2 separate regions of the Homo sapiens genome follow, and region 1 is linked to region 2. A link is an interaction called in ENCODE POLR2A ChIA-PET data of the cell type or tissue named here. Cell type or tissue: Panc1. All regions are shown on one strand. Each heading gives the region's core, and the rest is flanking DNA. Links, peaks and the distances in the headings are about the cores only.

Evidence for each region. Peaks named below come from ENCODE experiments on the same cell type or tissue, not always from the same donor. Only the 100,000 strongest peaks of a DNase experiment are listed, where the experiment ranks them.
Region 1: POLR2A ChIA-PET joins it to region 2 with 8 read pairs; 1 of 35 experiments calls an interaction of 5 or more read pairs at or near these places.

The regions. Positions count from the first base shown.
Region 1 is chr5:172,312,576-172,329,856 of GRCh38, forward strand. It overlaps a transcript of SH3PXD2B not described here. Among named protein-coding and RNA genes, the nearest start is that of UBTD2, 37 kb to the left of the region's middle. RefSeq lists enhancers at 3,145-3,234, 3,265-3,354. In Panc1, for the core only: no CTCF peak of the experiment used is centred there; no DNase peak of the experiment used is centred there; H3K27ac peaks cover 2,189 bases.
Region 2 is chr5:172,809,541-172,817,053 of GRCh38, forward strand. No RefSeq gene overlaps it. Among named protein-coding and RNA genes, the nearest start is that of ERGIC1, 21 kb to the right of the region's middle. In Panc1, for the core only: no CTCF peak of the experiment used is centred there; no DNase peak of the experiment used is centred there; H3K27ac peaks cover 302 bases.

The sequences.
Region 1 (17,281 bases), core at 6,619-10,618, 490 kb before region 2:
AGGGAGATGACAAAGAACAGATAGATGCATATGATGGAATTCCACATTGTTCATTTATGCTGGGGAAATTAACCACCCACTCAGTCCTGGTCACAGGGTCTCCCTTCTGATGTGGCAGGTGGGACCTTTCAAGACACCCAAGTATGGTTTTTTTTTTTTTTTTTTTTTTGAGGTGGAGTCTTGCTCTGTCACCCAGGCTGGAGTGCAATGGTGTGATCTCGGTTCGCTGCAACCTCCACCTCCCAGGTTCAAGTGATTCTCCTGCCTCAGCCTCCTGAGTACCTGGGATTACAGGCGCCCACCACCACGCCCGGCTAATTTTTGTATTTTTAGTAGAGACAGGGTTTCGCCATGTTGGCCAGGCTGGTCTCAAACTCCTGACCTCAAGTGATCAGCCAGCCTCGGCCTCTCAAAGTGCTGGGATTACAGGCGTGACCCACCGCGCCTGGCCCCAGCTATAGTTTAGACGGTTGCTGGTTAAGCAAATAATTCGAGCAGATGGAATTGGATCTTCCTAAGGAATGTTCCTATTATCTTGTGACTTTTCTTTCTCTAGTCTACAAATAAGAAGATAAACTTTTCTCTGGATAACTGGAAAGAATCCTAGAAATCAGAGTATTGTGCCCTTTGAAAAATATTGAAGAAACTCTACAAAGTCTTGCTCTTCAACACAGTTTTTTGGACTCCATACAGAACACTCTGCATTATGACCAGACAATGGACTTATTGCCACGGTGGAATAAAGGTTAGATTTTAATCTGTGTAGTTTGTGCCTGCCCAGTATTCGTTCATTCTTCCTCCAGTAGTGAAGGCCAGAATTCCCTCTGAAGAGCCAGTTCCTCCCATCTATGACTCTTAGTCCATCTGATTCTGGTGGAGCCCACTTCTTCCCCACTCCAGCGTGGTCCCAAGTCTCAGACTCAAGCCAATCAGTGCATCCCAAACCCAGGATTGCTCTAGGATGGTCATGTGATTCAACTAAGCTAAGAAGAGGCAGATCCAGGACTTTAAAAAACAAACAATAAACTCCTGAAACAACTCCCCAAATAACCAATAAATTGTTAATTTGTTTTTTTTTTTTTTTTTTTGAGACGGAGTCTCACTCTGTTGCCTAGACTGGAGTGCAGTGGCACGATCTTGGCTCACTCCAACCTCTGTTTCTCGGGTCCAAGCAATTCTCCTGCCTCAGCCTCCCGAGTAGCTGGGATTACAGGCACCTGCCACCACACCCAGCTAATTTTTGTATTTTTAGTAGAGACAGGGTTTCACCATGTTGGCCAGGCTGGCCTTAAACTCCTGACCTTAAGTGATCCACCTGCCTTGGCCTCCAAAGTGCTGGGATTACAGGTATGAGCCACCATGCCCTGCCAACCAATTGTTTAGAAGAGCCTTTTCTTCTGCCCATGAATTTTGGAGGAAGTAAACTTGCAGCTGCTTGGAGTCCCTAAAAGGGAAAAAATTGGGGCTGCTCTCCAGTTGGCGAGAGCCTACCCAAGCGGGACACTAACATAGAGGAAAATACAGCTGAGAAAGAGGAAGAATCCAACCCCTGAGAAATAATCTGAGCCAAATTCAGCAATGCTTGAATCTACCCCGTGGAATTTTCAGTTTCGTAAGTCAGTAGTTTTAAATTTTATTTCCTGTAAGTCTCAGTTGAGTTTCTCTCACTTGAGGGTAGGAAAGGTTTTATTTGTCTTTGTCTCCCAAGTACTCAGTGTTAACTCATAAAGAAGCATCCTTGTGTGCCATATTAAAAGACTTAGGGCTGGGCGAGGTGGCTCACTCCTGTAATCCCAGCACTGGAGGCTGAGGCAGGCGAATCACTTGAGGTCAGGAGTTTGAGACCAGGCTGTCCAACATGGTGAAACCTTGTCTCTATTAAACATACAAAAATTAGCTGGGTGTGGTGTCAGGTGCCTGTAATCCCTTTTACTCGGAAGGCTTAGACGAGAGAATCGCTTGAACCCCGGGAGGCAGAGGTTGCGGTGAACCAAGATCGCGCTACTGCACTCCAGCCTGGGGGACAGAGTGAGATGCCATCTCAAAAAAAAAAAAAAAAAAAAAAGGCTTAGGCTTGATCCCCGGCAAGTGAGGAGTAACTGAGGAGCTGTAAGCAGCAAAGCTATATGAAGCGTTTCATGCATTGGAGCTATGGGTGGGTAGACCTTTCAAAAGCAAGCAGTGGCGTGAACCTGGGAAGCGGAGCTTGCAGTGAGCTGAGATCGCGTCACTGCACTCCAGCCTGGGCGACAGAGCGAGACTCCGTCTCAGAAAAAAAAAAAAAAAAAGCCAAGCAGTGGCAGACATGAAATCTTTACCTCATAGCCCCACCCAGCTGAAATTACACACCCTCTGACAACAGGAGGCCAGGGACCAAACTGAGTTGTACACTCCCTGTATAGGTATGTAAGAGATAGGGCTTCTGTTCTCCCCATTCCTCCCTCTCACCATACCTGGACTGCTTTTGGAAGGAAACTTCTAGGGGTCCATGAGGCAGGCCTGCACACATTCCAAGCAGGCAGTAAAGCGCATTTCATTCTGCATGGTGTCATCAGGCATTCGTTAAAGGAATATATGACCTGTGGGTGATTAAAATCTAATGAAAACAGGCATTCTCAGAATGACTTCCAGAATCCAGGCAAGAGAGCACTGTTAAATGTCTGGAAATTATTGTACAGTTAAAGCACCCACACTCCCTTCTCTCCCAGACAACCCTGGGTCAGAATTGATCTTCCCTGTCTTTGTTCTTCTACTGTGCTCATAATCTCTCAAGTGCAACACGGATCGTGATATTGTCAGAGGTGTGTGAACCAGAACAACTCTGTCTTGAATAGGAGCTGAGTAAAGTGAGGCTAAGACCTGCTGGGCTTCATTCCCAGACTGTTAAGGCATCCTGAGTCACAGGATGAGATAGGAGGTCAGCACAAACACAGATCATAAAGACCTTGCTGATAAAACAGGTTGCAGTGAAGAAGCCGGCAAAAACCCACCAAAACCAAGAAGGCCACGAGAGTGATCTCTGGTCATCCTCACTACTACACTCCCATCAGCATCATGACAGTATACAAATGCCATGGCAATGTCAGGGAGTTACCCTATATGGTCTAAAAATGGGAGGCATGAATAATCCACTCCTTGTTTAGCATATCATCAGGGAATAGCCATAAAAATGGGCAAACAGCAGCCCTCAGGGCTGCTCTGTCTATAGAGTAGCCATTCGTTCATTCCTTTACTTTCCTAATAAACTTGCTTTCACTCTACTCTGTGGACTTTCCCTGAATTCTTTCTTGCGTGAGATCCGAGAACCCTCTCTTGGGGACCGAGACCCCTCTCTTGGGGACCGAGACCCCTTTCCGGTAACAGCATGACTGTAAAGTGGAGTTGCTTTGTCTATATTCCCTTCTAGAGGTGAACCTTGAGGTCAGGGACAGTCTTACTCATCTTTATGGTCCCCTGCACACCCCCACAATGCCCTTAATACCCAGTTGTTCAATGGACTTGGTGAAATTTGTAATCTCTAAATAGGCCTTGTGAAACCAAACTACATATGGCCTGAGAAGGATTCTGTACGTCTTTATTTGAGTCTTTGTGGACAAACTGCAACCTAACTTAGTAAGTAGACAAGATTGAAAACCTAACTTAGGAGTATGCGCCTGTAACAATAGCTGAGTCCTGGCCAATCCCAGTGGCCATCCTTCAACCACTCATACACTGCTGAGTGTTCAAACTGTGTTCAAATAAGGCAAACGCCAACCTGTAACCAATCCGGCTGTTTCTGTACCTCACTTCTGATTTCTGTATGTCGCTTCCCTTTTTTTGTCTATAAATTTGTTCTGACCATGAGGCATCCCTGGAGTCTCTCTGAATCTACTGTGATTCTGGGGCTGCCTGATTGGTGAATTGTTTTTTGCTCAATTAAACTCTCTTAAATTTAATTCAGCTCAAGTTTTTCCTTTAACAGCCTGACTTTATTTTGTTATATATATATATTTTGAGGTGGAGTTTTGCTTTAGTTGCCCAGGCTGGAGTGCAATGGCGCCATCTCGGCTCACCGCAACCTCCGCCTCCCGAGTTCACGCGATTCTCCAGCCTCAGCCTCCTGAGCAGCTGGGATTACAGGCATACGCCACCATGCCTGGCTGATTTAGTATTTTTAGTAGAGATGGGGTTTCTCCATGTTGGTCAGGCTGGTCTCAAACTCCCAACCTCAGGTGATCTGCCCACCTCGGCCTCCCAAAGAGTTGGGATTATAGGCACAAGCCACGGTGCCCGGCAACAGCCTGGTTAAAAAAAAAAAAAATTGGGCCGGGCATGGTGGCTCACGCCTGTAATCCCAGCACTTTGGGAGGCTGAGGCGGGAGGACCACGAGGTCAGGAGATGGAGACCATCCTGGATAACACGGTGAAACCCCGTCTCTACTAAAAATACAAAAAAAATAGCCGGGCGTGGTGGCAGGCGCCTGTAGTCCCAGCTACTAGGGAGGCTGAGGGAGGAGAATGGCGTGAACCCGGGAGGCGGAGTTTGCAGTAAGCCGAGATCGCGCCACTGCACTCTAGCCTGGGTGACAGAGTGAGACTCCGTCTCAAAAAAAAAAAAAAAAAAAAAAAAAATTGAAAATAAACATGCTCCCTGAATCCATATGTTTATTAAGACTCTTTTGTGGCCAGTGACAGAAACTTAACCCAGTCACTTAAGAAAATCGCTGGTTCATTGATTCACCTTCAGGCACAGCTGGATGCAGAGTTTCAAACAGTGTCACCTACACTCTATTTTTGTTCTGCTTTCCTTTGTATTAGGCTTTGTTCTCCTGCAAGCTCTGCGCTTGAGATGACCAATATGGTTACTAGCATCTGTAGGCTAAATTCAGCCAGCTTGGCAAGTACAGTAGAAAAGAGCTCCCCAAGGTTGGGCGCGGTGGCTCACAGCTGTAATCCCAGCACTTTGGGAGGCGGAGTGGGAGAGAGGTGGTGGATCACCTGAGGTCAGGAGTTCGAGACCAGTCTGGCCAACATGGTGAAACCCCGTCTCTACTAAAAATACAAAAAATTAACCGGTCGTGATGTCTCGCGCCTGTAATCCCAGCTACTTGGGAGGCTGAGGCAGAAGAATCGGGTGAACCCAGGAGGCAGAGGTTGCAGTGAGCAGAGATCGTGCATTGCACTCCAGCCTGGGCAATAAGAGTGAAACTCCGTCTCAAAAAAAAAAAAGAGCTCCTCTTCCTCAGAATCTCCAGCAAAGGTCTAAGGATCAAGTCTCATTGGTTTGGCTTGGGTCATCTGTCCATGACTGAGCCACGTGTTGTAGCCAGGAGACTGGGCTGTACTGGTTGGCGAGGTCTGGTTCACATGCCCATTCTTGGACCAAGGAGTGAGGCTAGCCCCATCTAAATCACATGGATTGAGAGTAGAGGGAAAAGAGGTTCCTCAAAGGAAAATGAGGGCAATACTACCTGAAGAAAGGAAAATAGATTACGGGTGGCTAAAATCACAAATGTCCACCATATATAAGTATTTGATAATTCATGTGTGTGTCTGTGTATATGTATGCAGACATGTAATTAATATATGTAAGCAAAAGCTAATTATATACAAACGAATTTTATTAAAATTATGTCAATAACAGTGATAATGATAGGCTACTATCAACTGAAGTTTACTTCAGTGCTAGCACTTTCTAGCTACTTTACATCTATTAACTCATGTAATCCTTATACTACCCCATGAGGCAGGTGCTACTATGTCTTCACGTTAAGGGCAAAAATTTAGATCTGCCGAAACTCAAATTGGTTACCATATTACATTGTCTCACATTTAGAAAACATAAATCAGAAGTGTACTAGGGACTGGGCGTGGTGGCTCACAACTGTAATCCCAGCACTTTGTGAGGCCGAGGCGGGCAGATCACCTAAGGTCAGGAGTTCGAGACCAGCTTGGCCAACGTGGTGAAACCCTGTCTCTACTAAAAATACAAAAATTAGCTGGGCATGGTGGCGGGTGCCTGTATTCCCAGCTGTTAGAGAGGCTGAGGCAGGAGAATTGCTTGAACCCAGGAGGCGGAGGTTGCAGTGAGTCGAGATCTTGCCACTGCACTCCAGCCTAGGAGATAAGAGCAAAATTCCAGCTATAAAAAAAAAAAAAGAAATGTACTAGGGTATTTGATAATTTTCTTCCCCTCCTACTACCCTACTGGGTGGACTCATTCATGCAGCAAACACCAAGTATTATAATGTGTTAAGTCTTCTATCAGGTACTCCGGAGACAGAAAAGTAACATGAGATACCTGCCTGGAGGGTTCCAGTCTGGTGGGGTAGACAGACACATAAACACAGGATTACAGGGCAGTGTGGTAAGTTTTACAGCAACAGTCTCTTTTTAAAAAATTTTTAAATTAAAACAAATTTTTTTTTTTGAGACAGAGTCTAGCTCTGTTGCCCAGGCTAGAGTGCAGTGGCACGATCTCGGCTCACTGCAGCCTCAGCCTCCTGGGTTCAAGCGATTCTCCTACCTCAGCCTCTCAAGTAGCTGGGATTACAGGCGTCCACCACCACGCCTGGCTAAGTTTTGTATTTTTTTTAGTAGAGACGGGGTTTCGCCATGTTGGCCAGGCTGGTCTTGAACTCCTGAGCTCGTGATCCGCCCACCCTGGTCTCCCAAAGTGCTGGGATTACAGGCATGAGCCACCGTGCCCGGCCTATAGCAACAGTCTCTATGTGGAATTCTCCCTTTTGTTTCCCTTCCACACAAAATGTTCAAAAACATCTTACTGTAATTCAGTAGTGTTATGAAAAGAAGATAAAAGAATTTCAGTTGAAATAAAAAATTATTTCTGCCATAGACTTCATTGAGCATTATTAAATCCAGAAAAGGGTGATCAAATGGGGTGGTTCTGTTTAGATTTCACTTCACAATTATGAAAATGTACTTAATTCTCCCTGGCTGCCAGCTTCTAAGTACCATGTCCACTTATTCACATTTCCCATCATGTCTGTGTTCTGGTTAAATAGTCCTGTGTCCTCTAGACCTAACAAAAGTATTAAAATTAATCCAGTGATTTTAAAGTGTGGGAAAGGTGATTTGGGTGATTTTAAAGTGTGGGAAAGGTGATTTGGGTGATTTTAAAGTGTGGGAAAGGTGAAATGACACTGGGTTACAATGTGCAAGTTATTACCATTTACAGTAGTCTTGCCATTATTTTGTTTTATTAAAACAAAAAAGTATAAAGTCTGAGTCTAGTGTTAGCTTGTCTTTAACATCTCCTTAAAACATGCTCATCTCTCTAGAGAGAACAGGCCTCAGAGTCAGAACTTTTTAAATAGGCAGCTATACTTAGCTGGAACTCAATGATACCATTTCACTTTCATTTTACTTACTTTTACAGTTACCTTCTAATTATGGAACCCTATAAAAGTTTTCCAATTATTTTCACAGATATAAAGCTTGCTTTTAAAGAAACATATTTACCTTTTGAGTTAATCTATTTAGCAGGAAATATTAAGTAAATGCTGGTAAAGTTGGGCTGTGGATACAGCAATATTTGCGATGGTGCTGCTCAACCAGCTTCCGTTTGGGAAACAGTGTCCTCATCTGCTGGGTCCCATAGTTTTGGCCTTTCAGGCAGCTTTTCACAACCTTCACACCCAGCCAGATTTTCCTTTTTGCTCTGTACCCCTTGGACATTTCGTGCCAATGTTCTCATAACTCTCCCCAGAGTCCCCTGTGGCTATTAGTAGGCGTCTTCCTGGCTAGACTGTGGACTTCTCTTATTCATTTCTTCAACTTGCCAGAAACAAGCCTGGCCCAGAGTGGGTTCCAGAAATAGGTTAGTTGTTCTTGTGTTCTTCTTCATGAAGATGGAGGTTTCAGGGTTGTCCAGACAGGCTCTAGACTCAGTTTCCTCATTCTGTTTGTTTGTTTGTTTGAGATGGAATTTCACTGTTTTTGCCCAGGCTGGAGTGCAATGGTGTGATCTCGGATCACTGCAACCTCCGCCTCCCAGGTTCAAGTGATTCTCCTGCCTCAGCCTCCCGAGTAGCTGGGATTACAGGTGCGTGCCACCATACCTGGCTAATTTTGTATTTTTAGTAGAGATGGGATTTCACCATGTTGGCCAGGCTGGTCTCAAACTCCATAGCTCACTGCAGCCTGGAACTCCTGGCCTCAAGTGATCCACCCGCCTCACCCTCCCTAAGTGCTGGGATTACAGGTGTGAGCCACTGTGCCTGGCCTATTTATTTTGAGACAGAATGTCCCTCTGTTGCCCACGCTGGAGTGCAGTGGCACGATCTCAGCTCACTCCAACTTCTGCCTCCTGGGCTCAAATGATCCTCCCCAGCTTCCCAAGTAGCTGGGACTACAAGTATGCACCACCAGGCCCAGCTAATTTTTGTATCTTTTGTAGAGATGGGGTTTCACCATGTTGCACAGTGTCAAACTCTTAGGCTCAAGCCAGTATTTGCTTTTACAAACAAATGTTTTTATTTTATTTATTTATTTTTTGAGACGGAGTCTTGCTCTGTCACCCAGGCTGGAGTGCAGTGGCGTGATCTCAGCTCACTGCAAGCTCCGCCTTGGGTTCACGTCATTCTCCTGCCTCAGCTTCCCGAGTAGCTGGGACGACAGGTGCCCGCCACCACGCCTGACTAATTTTGTTTCTGTATTTTTAGTAGAGACGGGGTTTCACCGTGTTAGCCAGGGTGGTCTCGATCTCCTGACCTCGTGATCCGCCCGCCTCGGCCTCCTAAAGTGCTGGGATTACAGGCGTGAGCCACTGCGCCCGGCCCAAACCCTTTTATTTTAAGTTCCGGAATACCCGTGCAGGACGTGCAGGTTTGTTACATAGGTTAACATGTGTCATGGTGGTTTGCTGCACCTGTCAACCCATCACTTAGGTATTAAGCCCCACATGCATTAGCTATTTATCCTGATGCTCTCTCTCCCCTCACCCCACTACAGGCCCCAGGGTGTGTTGTTCCCTTCCCTGTGTCCATCCAGGTGTTCTCATTGTTCAGTTCCTACTCATAAGTAATATGTAGTGACAAATAAACCCTTTCTTCCTTTACTTACAGCACTAGCAAAGAGTGGATTTGAGAGTTTCTCTCTTCCTGAGAATCTCTACAGCTGATTCCCCACAGGGCATCTGGTTTAGACTGATAATAAGCTTACAGAGTAGAGTACACCTGGAAAGAGAAAGTCTCCTAATTGTGTTTACCCTATTTGCCAGTGGCAGGACTTAATCACTTGATTTCTCAAACTTGACTTACTCAGGTTCCCTCAGGGGCCTGGGCCCTGGGGCCTGGCCTGATGCAGCTGGCTGCAGTCAACATTTCTTTCAAGTCTGAAGTTTTATCTTAAAACTTCAGGTGAGGTTTGAATTCTACTGCATAATATACTCTTGTTTGTTTTAATATGAAAATATTGAAAATAACTTACTGGCTAAATTGCTTAAATCTCTATTCCCCATTTTTTTTTCCTATTGCCAATTTTTGGGTAAAAATGAAGTTTTCCACGAGCAGCTTTAGGTATCTCTTAACACACTGCTGCTGTGTGCTCCTGGGGCCAGCCCGGTGTGAAAGTGAGTCCCTGGGTGATCGCAGCAGTTTCTGAATGACTTCCGGAATACACACAAAGCTCTGGACACACTCCATGCATGGACAGGCTCCTACAGGAAGTGGGGAGGCTGGTGGCAAAGAGATTTTTCAACCAGAGAGCACCTGCCTATTCATCCCAGAGTCTGGCAGAGTTAAAGGAAAGTTTAGGATTAAACAGGATGACAGAGTTTCTCTCTCTTTTATTTCCCTGCCTTCCTCCCTATCTCTCTCCTTCCTTCCTTCCTCCCTCCCTCCTTTTCCTCCTTCCTTTCCTTCCTTCCTTCCTTCCTTCCCCTCCTCTTCCTTCTTCTTTCTTTCTCTTTCTCTCTTTCTCTTCCTTCCTTCTTCTTTTTCTTTCTTTCTTTCTTTTTCTTTCTCTTTCTTTCTTTTTCTTTCTTTCTTTCTCTCTCTCTCTCTTCCTTCCTTCCTTCCTTTCTCTCTTCTTTCTTCTCTCTTCTTTCCCTCCCTCCCACCCTTCCTTTCTTCCTCTCTCCCTCTCCTTCTCTGTTTTTTAGAGAAGGAACTTCGCTCTGTCACCCAGGCTGAAGTGCAGTGACATGATCATAGCTCACTGCAGCCTGGCACTCCCGGGCCCAAGCGATCCTCCCGCCTCAGTGCCCATTGATTACAGGCATGCACCACCACGCCTGCCCCATAGTGTTTCTTAAGTTGGATATAAAACCTCCCTATGAGAATAAATTTTTAAAAAAATGGAAAAAACCCTTCTCTATGAGAATGTTTAAATTCTGAGTTTCCATTTCAATGACATTTTAAAAAAGACAGATTGGTAAAAGCCCTGAATTCAACACTATGCAACTTATCCATGTAATAAAATTACACTTGTACCTCATACATTTATAAAAACAAAATAAGTAAAAGATGGATAGGTATATTCTGGAGAATCTGAACGTTGGCCCCAACAACTGATTTCTGCTGGCAAGTGAATTAGGGTCTCAGGCTATGACTTCAAATTTCATTAGCTAAGGAGAAAAGAATCAGGTCCGACGTCATATGTTAGTGATATATTTGTGCCAAATGAGTGTTGAATGCACCACGATATGCTGCTTTAACAAAGGTTTTCCCAGTATTTCCATTAGAGAAAAATGAGTCATCACAATACTCAGAATATATAGGCAGATTGATTCCAAAAAATCTACTCCAATGCGGTTGCCTCCATCCTGTCCGTGTGAGTGGAGATATAATTTCAGCAAAGCTGAAAAAAATCAGTATATGTATGTGTGTGTATATGTGTGTGTGTGTGTGTGTGTGTGTGTGTGTGTGTATGAATTAAAAATAAAAAGCGCCATCAGGTCTCCTGTTAATGTTAAGGTAAACTCTGTCAGCTTTGTGTTTAACCTGTGAAAGTATTCTTTTTTTTTTTTTTTTTTTTTTTTTTTGAGACAGAGTCTTGCTCTGTCTCTCAGGCTGGCGTGCAGTGGCATCATCTCGGCTCACTGCAACCTCCGCCTTCCAGGTTTAAGGGATTCTCCTGCCTCAGCTTCCAAAGTAGCTGGGGATACAGGCATGCGCCACCACACCTGGCTAATTTTTGTAGTTTTAGTAGAGAAGGGGTTTCACCATTTTGGCCAGGCTGGTTTCGAACTCCTGACCTCAGGCGATCTGCCCACCTCGGCCTCCCAAAGTGCTGGGACTACAGGTGTGAGCCACTGCGCCTGGCCCAGTATTCATTTTTTACTTGCATAGTAGCTACAAGGCAACATGTTTATGTCTGTCTGGCTTATGTATATAATATACATTAATTTAAAATCATTTAAGTCTAAACACTGGGAATCTATAAGAATTTTGTTATCTTTAAGATGGGTGGGTACAAACTCAAATTTGAAAAACTGTTGTCTTAGTCCATTTTGTGTTGCTATAACAGAATACCACAGGCTGGGTAATTGATAAAGAATAGGGATTTATTTCTCACAGTCGTGGAGGGTCGGAAGTCCAAGGTCAAGGGGCTTGAATCTGGCGAGGGCCTTCTTGCTGTATCATCCTGTGGCAGAAGCAGAACGACAAGAGAGACACGTGCAAGAAAGGGAAGGATCCCTCATGTCTTGGTGCTGTCGTTGAGTGAATGAGTTCTCATGAGATCTAGTTGCTTAAAACTGTGTGGCACCTCCCACCCACTCTCTCTCTTGCTCCTGCTTTTGCTATGTGAGACACCGCCTCCCCCTTTGCCTTCTGCCATGATTGCAAGCTTCCTGAGGCCTCCCCAGAAGCTGAGCAGATGCCTGGCACCATGTTTCCTGTACAGCCTGCAGAACTGTGAGCCAATTAAACCTCTTTTCTTTATAAATTACCTAGTTTCACATATTCCTTTATAGCAAGGCAAGAATGGCTTAACACAGTGGTCTAAAGAGACAATGGAATATTACTGAGCCTTAAAAAGGAAGGAAATTCTGACTCATGCTACAAAATGGATGGACCTTGAGGACATTATGCTAAGGGAAATAAGCCAGGCACAAAAGGACATACACTTATATGAGGTACCTAGAGTAGTCAAACTTATAGAGCCAGAAAGTAAAATGGGCTGGGCGCGGTGGATCACGCCTGTAATCCCAGCATTTTGGGAAGCCGAGGCGGGTGAATCATCTGAAGTCAGGAGTTCGAGACCACCCTGGTCAACATGGTGAAACCTCATCTCTACTAAAAATACAAAATTACTCGGGTGTGGGGGCTCATGCCTGTAATCCCAGCAACTTGGGAGGCTGAGACAGGAGAATCGCTTGAACCTGGGAGGTGGAGGTTGCAGTGAGCCGAGATCGTACCACTGCACTCCAGCCTGAGCAACAAGAGCGAAACTCCATCTCAAAAAAAAAAAAAAAAGTAAAATGACGATTGCCAGGGAGCTGGGGGGAGAGGAGAGGAGAATTGTGGGGTTAGTGTTTAATGGGCACACAGTTTCATTTTGGGAAGATGAAAAAAGTCTGAAGATGGATGGTGGTGGTGGTTGTCCAACAATGTGTGCGTAACACTACTGAAGTATATACTAAAAATGACTGAAATGGTAAGTTTTGTATTACGCATATTTTACCACGACAAAAAAAAATACAGTAAAAGCAGTTTAGCAAATTCATGTTCACAGCAGCAAGGACATGACGTGGTTCTCACATCTCCATGGAAGCTGCCACGTGCTTCCCAAGTGCTGTCCGCATCTTGATTCTTCTAAGAGGGACTTCCACAGGGCTCTCCAAGTGAACATTCTTATGATCCTAGATGAATGCAGGGAGAAAAATCAGCAAATCTTCAGTCCTTTCCAAACGAAAGACTAACGTGGCCTGGGACTTTGTCTGTTTGTCTATAACAGCATACCGCAGACTGAGTAATTTATAAAGAACAGGGATTTATTTCTCACAGTTCTAGGGTCTAGGAAGACCATGATCAAGGCCTTGGCATGTGGTGATGGCCTTCTCGCTGGGTCCTCACGTGGTGAAAGGCGGAAGGGCAAATGGGGGATGATCGCTGTGTCCTGGCAGGGCAGAAGAGCAGCTGAAACACACTTCCTCTGTCAAGCCCCTTTACGAGGGCAACTAATTCCATTCATGAGGGAGGGGCCCTCCTGGCCTAGTCACTGCTTAAAGGCCCTGCCTGGTTTTTTGTTTTGTTTTGTTTTGTTTTGTTTTGTTTTTTGAGACAGCGTTTCGCTGTTGTTGCCCAGGCTGGAGTGCAAGTGCAATGACACGATCTCCGCTCACCGCAACCTCCGCCTCCCGGTTTCAAGCGATTCTCCTGCCTCAGCCTCCCTAGTAGCTGGGATTACAGGCATATGCCGCCAGACCTGGCTAATTTTGTATTTTTAGTAGAGACAGGGTTTCTCCATGTTGGTCAGGCTGGTCTCGAGCTCCCGACCTCAGGTGATCCGCCTGCCTCAGCCTCCCGAAGTGTTGGGATTACAGGCGTGAGCCACCGCGCCTGGCTGGCGGCCCTGCCTCTTAATACTTAAAGGCCAATGTCACATTGGCAACATCTGAATTTAGGAGGGGACACATTTGAACCATAGCGGCCTGGTTACTCCGCTGAGGATAGTAACTAACATGCACCACCCAACCCAGATTCCTCATATTTATTCACTGTAAGGAATAAACTAAATTTAATATAGTGAAGTTCTGAATAATGCTTAAAATGTAGGATCTACAGCAGCATACATGCCAAAGTGTGTTCTGTGGGATGTTCATAAACGTTACATGTAAAAGAGGATTCTGTTGTCAAAGATATTTTGGAAATAACTGGATTGAACTAGGTTAAACAGCTTGTTAATTGAAGGCTTCGGAGTCTTTAATGTGCTGGTGTGTGGCCCTCCAAGGAGGGAGATTTGGAGGATATTCAGACAAGTGTTTGTCAAGTGGATTCAGCCACAGAACAGCTTTTCATGATCATGTTGAGGGAGGGTGTTCCATAAACATACTTTGGAAAGATGTCCATTTTGAGAAAAATAATAAAATAGAAGATAAATATATACTAGGCAGGGGTTGTCAAGCTCTGTAGTCCTTGGGCTTAACCCATCCAGCCGCATGTTTCTTTTCACATGGTTTGTACATTTTCAGACAGTTGTATTTTGAATAGTTACGTAAATACTTGTGTAACATTCTGGTTTTGCCCCTTGGTTTGCAAAGCCCCAAATATTTACTATCTGACCCTTTAAGAAAAAGTTTGCCAACTCCTGTACTAGGCAATGAAAATGTCTCAAGATTTTTTTTTTTTTTTTTGCGACAGAGTCTCACTCTGTCGCCCAAGCTGGTGTGAAGTGGCACGATCTTGGCTCACTGCAACCTCTGCGTCCTGGGTTCAAGCGATTCTCCTGCCTCAGCCTCCTGAGTAGCTGGGATTACAGGCATGCGCCACCACCAAGCCTGGCTGATTTTTGTATTTTTAGTAGAGACAAGGTTTCACCATGTTGGCCACGCTGGTCTCGAACTCCTGACCTCAGGTGATCCGCCCGCCACGGCCTCCCAAAGTGTTGGGATTACAGGCATGAACCACCGCGCCTGGCCTGAAGATTGTTAATCTGAAGATTCTACTCTTCATAGAAACAATAAAAATTATTATGCGCTATTAGAAGGGCCTACTATGTGCTAGGTATACATTATTTCCATTAATCTTCACAACGATTCTGTGAGAAAGGCACTATTGTCCCTATTTTATAAATGAGGACATCGTTTTCGAAAGGTAAAATGCATGTCAGAGCCAGAACTCAAACCCAGGTCTAACCCTAAAGCCCAGAATTGTTCCTTTGTCAGTGGTCTACAAAGTGGATTCCATGAATCCCAGCGGGTATATAAGACAAGCCACTGGGGCACACTGAACCATTGCTCTTTTCATTGTGTATTTTTTAGCATATCCTTCAGGCACGCTCAATTTTGCATATGTATTTTATTACAATACATAACAAATCAACTAAAATTGGCCTAACCAGTAGCCAATAGACAGTTTATTTATTTTAGAGGCAGGGTCTCACTGTCAACCAGACTGGAGTACAGTGGTATGATTATAACTCACTGTAGTGTCAATCTCCTGGGCTCAAGGGACCCTCCTGTCTCAGCTTCCTGAGTATCTGGAACTACGGGTGCATACCACTGCAACTGGGTTTTTTTTTTTTTTTTTTTTGAGATGGAGTCTTACTCTGTCACCCAGGCTGGAGTGCAGTGGCATAATCTTGGCTCAGTGCAACCTCTGCCTCCCAGGTTCAAGCAATTCTGCTGCCTCAGCCGCCCGAGTAGCTGGGATTACAAGCATGTGGCACCATGCCCAGCTACTTTTTGTACTTTTAGTAAAGATGGGGTTTCACCATGTTGGCCAGGCTGGTCTCGAACTCCTGACTTCAAGTGATCCACCCACTTCGGTTTCCCAAAGTGCTGGGATTATAGGCGTGAGCCACCACGCCCAGCTGTAACTGGCTAATTTTTGTAATTTTTATAGACATGGGATCTCGCTACGTTGCCTAGTAGGCTGATTTTTTTTTTTTTTTTTTGAGATGGAGTCTCACTCTCTCACTCTGTCACTCAGGCTGGAGTACAATGGCGTGGTCTCAGCTCACTGCAACCTCTGCCTCACCTCAGCCTCCCGAGTAGCTGGGACTACAGGCGTGTGCCACCATGCCTGGCTAATTTTTGCATTTTTAGTAGAGACGGGGTTTCACTATATTGGCCAGGCTGGTCTCGAACTCCTGACCTCATGATCCGTCTGCCTCGGCCTCCCAAAGTGCTGGGATTACAGGTGTGAGCCACCGCACCCAGCCGCCTAGGCTGATTTTAAACTACTGGCCTCAAATGATCCTCCTGCCTTGGCCTCCCGAAGTGTTGGGATTACAGGTGTTAGCCACCACTTCCATCCTCAGTAGACAGTTTTTAAGAATCCTAATAAATAGCTCCCTGTTCTCCTCCCCTGAGTTCAGAATTAACTGAGAGAGTGGGATCTGAGAGATAGAGAACAAAATGTTAGCTTTATTCTTGAGAGGGCCGTGGGAGAATCTGGCTTAGGTGTGGTGCCTGGCAGTCATGGTGTCTCAAGCTTGAATCCAAGAATTAAGACACGCTCACTGACCCAGGCACAGGCCTCCTCCCACAGCTAGGGGCCCAGTGGAATATGCGTCCCTGGGCCATCTGATCCCTAGTAGGAGAGAGGCTGAGCTGTGCATACCTGCTTCCTGCTCCCCTAAATATCAGTCACTCTTTCCCAGGGAGAGAGAGAGCTGGAGCCTTACTGTGATTGCAGCTCCATTCACATGGAAGGGAACAAACCAAGCATGGGTGTATGTAAGAGTTTCCCACGTAACAATATTGTACATGACATTTATTTATTAATCCATGTATTTTGTACATGTTAACATGTATAGATACACACATATATATACATATATACATATACGTATATATATGTATGTGTGTGTGTGTGTATATATATATATATATATATATATTTTTTTTTTTTTTTGAGATGGAGTCTTGCTCTGTTGTCCAGGCTGGAGTGCAGTGGTGCTATCTCAGCTCACTGCAACCTCCACCTTCCCGGTTCAAATGATTCTCCTGACTCAGCCTCCTGAGTAGCTGGGACTACAGGCACGTGCCACCATGCCCAGCTAAGTTTTTTTGTATTTTTAGTAGAGATGAGGTTTCACCATGTTGGTCAGGCTAGTCACGAACTTCTCACCTCAAGTGATCCGATCACCTCAGCCTCCCAAAGTACTGGGATTACAGGCATGAGCCACTGCACCTGGTCACATATTAACATTTTTATTGAGGGGTATGCAATGAAAACTGAAGTTCACTATTCTGTACTATACTGTAGAAGTATTGGAGGCCAAGTTTCACGCAGCTGGAAGGGAATGAGGACATAGTTTATTGTAGGATCTGGGCCTCCTGGATCTTTGTTATTCTTTTTTTTTTTTTTTGAGATGGAGTCTTGCTCTGTCACCCAGGCTGGAGTGCAGTGGCGCGATCTCGGCTCACTGCAAGCTCCGCCTTCCGGGTTCAAGCAATTCTCCTGCCTCAGCCTCTCAAGTAGATGGGACTACAGGCACCCGCCACCACGCCCGGCTAATTTTTTGTATTTTTAGTAGAGACAGGGTTTCACTGTGTTAGCCAGGATGGTCTGGATCTCCTGACCTCGTGATCCGCCCGCCTCGGCCTCCCAAAGTGCTGGGATTACAGGCGTAAGCCACTGTGCCCGGCCAGCCTCCTGGATCTTAAGAG
Region 2 (7,513 bases), core at 3,514-7,513:
AGTAGCTGAACATGTGGAGGTTCCCGGAGGGTAGCGTACCCAGGGAGGGCATGGAAACCCCGCATCCCTTCCCTTATACCTCACCCTACACATCTCTTCTTCTTTGGTTGGGAGAGGATGGCCAGTCTTGGGAACTGAGCCCTCACTCTGTGGTATCTGACACTATCTCCAGGTAGATAGTGTTGAAATTGAATTGGAGGACACCCAGCTGTTATCCATTGCTTGGTGTATGGGGAAAATCCCACACATTTATTTGGTCACAGAAGTCTTCTGCTGTGTTGGTGACTGTTGTGATGGTGTGAGAGCAGAAGAAAAACATGGTTTGAGAGAGGTTTTCCCTGCACAGTTGTCAAGACTTCTTTAAGAAAATTATAAATAATATTAAGTGGCATTAAAGAAAACCTAAATATGTGGAGATGCATACCATGTTCATGGACAGAAAGGCAATTATCTTCACATTGTCCTAATGCTATTTCTTTTTTCTTCTTCTTTCTTTTTTTTCTTTTTTTTTTTGAGAGAGAGTCTCACTCTGTTGCCCAGACTGGAGCGCAGTGGTATGATCTCAGCTCACTGCAACCTCCACCTCCCGGGTTCAAGAGATTCTTCTGCCTCAGCCTCCCAAGTAGCTGGGACTACAGTTGTATGCCACCACACCTGGCTAATTTTTGTATTTTTAGTACAGATGGGGTTTCACCATATTGGCTAGGCTGGTCTCAAACTCCTGACCTCATGATCCGCCTGCCTCAGCTTCCCAAAGTGCTGGGATTATACGTGTGAGCCACTGCACCCAGTGTCCTAATGCTATTTCAACCAAAAGCCCCAAGCAGTTTTTCGTATAATTTGACAAGCTGAAACTTCAATTTATATGAAGGAGCAAAGGACCAAGGAAGGCTAAGTCTTGCCCAAAGCAGAATTCTGGGCAGGTACTTGGCCTCCAAATATTGAGATTTACTATAAACAACCACAAGTAAGATAGTATGAAAATGACATAGAGATTGACAAACAAATGATGGAACAGAATGAAGGGCCTCAAAATGGATCCACACAGGGATCCAGAATACCTGCTTTCTGGTGGAGGATGCCCTGAAGACTAGTGGGCAAAGAACAATTTATTTCATAAATAAAGCTGGGACAATTGGCTATCCAAATTGGAAAGACAATACCCCTTAACACATAAAAACTCAATTCTAGGTGGATCAAAGTCCTAAATGTGAAAATAAACCCTTAAAACTCTTAGAAGAAAATGTAGAATATTTTTATGATCTCAGGGTAGAGACAGATTTCTTAAGCAAAATACAGAAAATGCAACCACAAAGAAAAAGACTGACATTTTTTGAAACAGTAAGTATGTGATTAAAAAAAACAAAACTGGCACATTTGATAAAATAATTTCTGTTCATTAAAAGACATCATAGGTCAAGCACAGTGGCTCATACCTGTAATCCCAGCACTTTGGGAGGCCTAGGTGGGAGGATTGCTTGTGGCCAAGAGTTCAAGACCAATCTAGGCAACATAGCAACACCCTGTCTCTATAAAAAATACAAATTAGCTGTGTGTGGTGGCATGCAACCTGTAGTCCTAGCTACTCAGGAGGCTGAAGTGGGAGGATCACTTGAGCCTGAGAAGTTGAGGCTGCAATGAGCCATGATTACATCACTGCACTCCAGCCTGGGTGACACAACCAGACTGTCTCTTAAAAAAAAAATTGTTTTTGTCTGGGCACAGTAGCTCACGCCTGGAATCCCAGGCTTTGGGAGGCCAAGGCGGGTGGATCATCTGAGGTCAGGAGTTTGAGACCAGCCTGGCCAACATGGCGAAACCCTGTCTCTACTAAAAACACAAAATTAGCCGGGCATGGTGGCGCTCACCTGTAATCCCAGCTACTTGGGAGGCTGAGGCAGGAGAATCACTTGAACCCGGGAGGTAGAGTTTGCAGTGAACAGAGATCACACCATTGCACTCCAGCCTGGGCAACAAGAGAGAAATTCCGTCTCAAAAAAAAAATTGTTTTAAATAATAATTTAAAATACATCATAATACATGAAATGATGTCATAAATTTAGAGAAGATATTTTAATGTATAATCAATAAATGATTAGTATCCAGAATAAAGTCCTACCAATTCATAAAACTAAGATAATCTCATAGAAAAATGGGCAAAAGACTTAAACAGATATTTTACGTAAGAGGAAACAAATGTGACAAAGGAACTTATGACCAGATGCTCAATTTCATTATCATTCATGGAAATGCAAAATCAAACCACACTGAAATATCATTCTGTACCCACCAAACTGGTAAAAACCGAAAGTCTGACAATAATAAATGTTAGGATGTGGAGCAACTGTGATGACAATATATTCTTGATGACACTGTACGTTGGTGCTGCCACTTTAGAAAATAGAACACTCGGGCTGGGCGCGGTGGGTCAAGCCTGTAATCCCAGCACTTTGGGAGGCTGAGACGGGTGGATCACAAGGTCAGGAGATCAAGAGCATCCTGGCTAACATGGTGAAACCCTGTCTCTACTAAAAATACAAAAAATTTGGCGGGCGTGGTGGCGGGCGCCTGTAGTCCCAGCTACTCGGGAGGCTGAGGCAGGAGAATGGCGTGAACCCGGGAGGTGGAGCTTGCAGTGAGCTGAGACTGTGCCACTGCACTCCAGCCCAGGCAACAGCAAGACTCTGTCTCAAAAAAAAAAAAAAAAAAATTAGCCGGGCACGGTAGCAGCAGCCTCTTAAACCAGCTAGTTGGGAGGCTGAGACAGGAGAATCACTTGAACCAAGGGGGCGGAGGTTGCAGTGAGCAAGATCATGCCACTGCACTCCAGCCTGGGTGACAGAGTGAGACTCCGTCTCAAAAAAAAATGAAAAAGAAAATAGAACACTCACATCTTATGACCCAGCAATTCCAACTCTAATTACATAACTAGAAAAACCTCTTGTACATGTGCATCAGGGTATATGTACAAGAATGGTCATAGCTGTCGTTTATTAAAAATTCTGGAACCAGCTGGGCGTGGTGGCTCAAGCCTGTAATCCCAGCACTTTGGGAGGCTGAGGCGGGCAGATCACTTGAGGTCAGGAGTTTGAGACCAGCCTGGCCAACATGGTGAAACCCTGTCTCTACTAAAAACACAAAAATCAGCCTGGCATGGTGGTGCGTGTCTGTAGTTCCACCTACTTGGGAGGCTGAGGCAGGAGAATCACTTGAACCTGGGAGGCAGAAGTTGTGGTGAGCCGAGATTGTGCTATCGCACTCCAGCCTGGGTGACAGAATGAGACTTCATCTCAAAAAAATAAATAAAATTCTGGGACCATTTTACATACATTAGGATGGCTATGATAAAAAAAAAATTTTAAATAAAAATGCCAGAAAATAACAGGTGTTGGTGAGCATGTGGGGAAATTAGAATGCTTGTGCACTACTGGTGGGAAATGTAGCATGGTGCAGAGACTGTGGAAAACACACTGTGGATCCTCAAAAAATTACACATAGAATTACCATATGATCCAGAAATTCCACTTTTGAGAATACACCCAAAATAACTGAAAGCAGGGGTCTGGGGCGGTGGCTTAAGCCTGTAGTCCCAGAACTTTGGGAGGCCAAGTGTCTCACGCGTCCGTGTGACGAGACCACCAAACAGGCTTTGTGTGAGCAATAAAGCTTTTTAATCACCTGGGTGCAGGCAGGCTGAGTCCAAAAAGAGAGTCAGCAAGGGGTGGTGGGATTATCATTCGTTCTTACAGGTTTTGGGATAGGAGGTGGAGTTAGGAGAAATGTTTTGCGGGCAGTGGGTGGATCTCACAAAGTACATTCTCAAGGGTGGGGAGAATTACAAAGAACCTTCTTAAGGGTGGGGGAGAAACAAATCACAATGGTGGAATGTCATCAGTTAAGGCTATTTTCACTTCTTTTGTGGATCTTCAGTTACTTCAGGCCATCTGGATGTATACGTGCAGGTCACAGGGGATATGATGGCTTAGCTTGGGCTCAGAGGCCTGACACCGAGGCAGGTAGATCACTTGAGGCCAGTAGTTCGAGACCAGCCTGGCCTGAACATGGCGAAACCCCGTCTCTACTAAAAATGCAAAAATTAGCCGGGTGTGGTCGTACACACCTGTAATCCCAGCTACTTGGGAGACTGAGGCAAGAGAATCGCTTGAACTCTCTTGAGGCAGAGGTTGCAGTGAACTGAGATTGTGCCACTGCACTCCAGCCTGAGCAACAGAGCGGGAATGTTAAAAAAAAAAAAAAATTGAAAGCAGAAACTCAAACAGATATTTTATACTGATGGTCATAGCAGCATTCTTCACAATAGCTAAAAAAGGTGGAAGCAACCCAAATGTCCATCAATGGATAAATAAACAAAATATGGTATATACATATAATAGAATATCTTTCAGCCTCAAAAGGAAGGAAATTCTGACATATGCAACAACATGGATGAACCTTGAGGACGTTATGCTAAGTGAAACAAGCTAGACTCACAAAAAGACAAATACTGTATCATTCCACTTATATGAGGTCCCTAAAGTTGTCAAATTCATAGAGACAGAAGGTAGAATGCTGGTTGCCAAAGGCTGAGGGGAGAGAGGAATGGAGAGTTATGGCTTAATGGGTGCGGAGTTTTAGTTTGGGAAGATGAAAAATTCTGGAGATGGATGGTGGCAATGGTTGTACAACAATGTGAATGTACTTAATACCACTGAACTATACACTTAAAAATGGCTAAAATGAGGCTGGGGGTGGTGGCTCACACCTGTAATCCTGGCATTTGGAAGACCGAGGCAGGTGGATCACTTGAGGTCTGGAGTTCAAGACCAGCCTGGCCAACATGGAGAAATCCCATCTCTACTAAAAATACCAAAATTAGCCGAGCATGGTGGCAGGCGCCTGTAGTCCCAGCTACTCGGGAGGCTGAGGCAGGAGAATGGCATGAACCTGGGAGGCAGAGGTTGCAGTGAGCTGAGGTTTTGCCCCTGCATTCCAGTCTGGGAGACAAGAGTGAAACTGTCTCCAAAAAAAAAAAAAAAAAGAAAGAAAGAAAGCAATGGCTAAAAAGGTAAATGTTTATATATATAGACAGAGTATAGACATATATACACATGTATACAACATATACACATGTATATGCTGTATGTACATGTGTATATCATAATAGAAAAATACCAGTAATCATTTAGCTTAATAAAATGTTTTAAAGATAAAAAAAAAATTCCTGGAAACCACCCACATGTATATCAGCAGGAGCATAGATAAATACAGTATATTCATACGGTGTATTATTGTACAGCAATGACAATGAATGATCTAAACCTGCACCATCAACACGGGTGAATCTCACAAACACAATACATGAAAAGGGCAAATTACAAAATAATACAATCCAATTATATATAAAGGTAAAAAACATTACATCATTTTGGGACTCTATCTATCTATCTATCTATCTATCGTAAAACTATATAAAGAAAAGCAAAGGGGCCAGGCGTGGTGACTCACACCTGTAATCTCAGCACTTTGGGAGGCCGAGGTGGGAGGATTGCTTGAGTTCAGGAGTGTGAGACCAGCCTGGGAAACATGGTGAAACTCTGTCTCTACAACAAATAAAAAATTAGCCAGGCATGGTGGCGCATGCCTGTAGTCCCAGCTACTCAGGAGGCTGAGGCAGGAGAATTGCTTGAGCTCAGGAGGTCGAGGCTGCAGTGAGCCGTGATTATGCCACTGCACTCCAGCCAAGGCAACAGAGCAAGACCTTGTCTAAAAAAAAAAAAAAAAAAAAAGAACGATTTGCACAAATTCAAGACGGTGGCTACTCAGGGTGGGTAGAAAGAGGCACATGATCAGAGTGGGGCATGAGAGGGCTTCTTGGATATTGATGATGATCTATTTCTTAAGCTGGGTGATGGATACATGGGTATTCATTCTACATTTGTTCTTTAATTTACACATATGTGTTATATACACTTTTTGGTATCTGAATGATAGCACATAATTATTTTAAAATGCAATATATAGAAAAAAGCCTGGAAGAACTCTAAATTTAATGGTGTCTCAGTAGGGGGACTTTCTTTTTACTTTCTACTTTTTGTATTTTTAAAATAGTCTTTTGTACTTTTATAACGAAAAAAAGGCATTAAATTACAATAAGAAAAAAAAGAAACAAAGAGAGTTTTCCCCTCAAATTTGTTCGGAGAAAAGGGAAGCGAGAGAAGATGGGTGAAAGCTCTGGGCTTCCCCCAATTCTACTGCAATAAAAGATGACATTGGAATTTTGAGGTTAAATGCTGCTTAGGAGATAATGAGTTTTAACCGTTATCTTGAGAAGGGAAACGTTCCTTCGAAAAGCAAATTCCCTGGTCCCTTTTCTCAGAAATTCCCTGCCAGTTTCAAGAGTGGGCAGAGAGTTTTGATGTCCTTTGGAAACAAGGGGACATAACCAAGGAGATAAAGCCACGGGACCCAGCCAGTCCTTGATGGGACTGATTTCAAATGACAATCTTGACACAAATCCCCTTTCAACAGCCTAAAGAGCAGATGAAAGAGATGAAAAAGAGGAAATAACAGAGCTAAGAGAAATTGTAGAGCTGGGAGATGGCTTGAGAATATATGGTCCAACACAGGTAACATAGTTCTGGGTAGTGCGATGGCCTTTGGGCTAAATTTGATTCAGGAGATCTTAGGTTTCTCTTCTTAGTACTATCATCTTATGTACCTGATCTCTTTCCCTTCATCACTCCCAACACAAGATAACAAACTCAACCATTCTCTCTCTTGAGGCATCTGTGTGCCCCACAAACATGTATGCAACACCCACCATGTCTACAAGCCTTGTTCGGCACCTAGAGATGCAGAATGACACAGTGACTGTCCCTTCAAGAAGCTACCCCCTCAAGGTTGGGAGGCAGATACAATGGCCATTAGAATGGAATGTACAAGACATTGTGGGCCATGCGGAAGGGACTAACCCAGCCTGGGGTAATAGGGAGGGCAACCAAAAAGAGATGGCCCTTGTATGAAGTCATAAAGGATGAGCTGCACTAAGCCAGGCAAAGAGGGGTTACGGTGAGTTCTTCCAGGCAAAGAGGATTTTGTCTGGAAGTCCTCTTTGAGCAAAGACATGGAGTCCACATGAGCAAAGACATGGAGGAGAAAAACGGCATGGCACGAAGGGAACTGCAGGTACTGTAGTTTATTTCTTTCTGGGAAGGTGACCATGAGGCAGAGCCTGGCCAGGGGAGGGTGGAGAAACTAACGGGAACCATGTCTAGAAGATCCTTTCTCATCAGGTAGAGGGACTTAGACTCTGTTTCTTGGGCACTGGGGAGCCATGGAGGTATTTTAACAGGGAAGGGAGGTGGCCAATGAGTCCTTTGCATTATGACCAATCTTCTATTTAAATGGCCCACTTGATGATGTCAGGGAAACAAAAAAAAAAAAAGAAAAGAAAGAAAGAAACTATAGGCAGATTAGGGAGAGGACAGATTCATGCTAAACTTGGAGAGACACA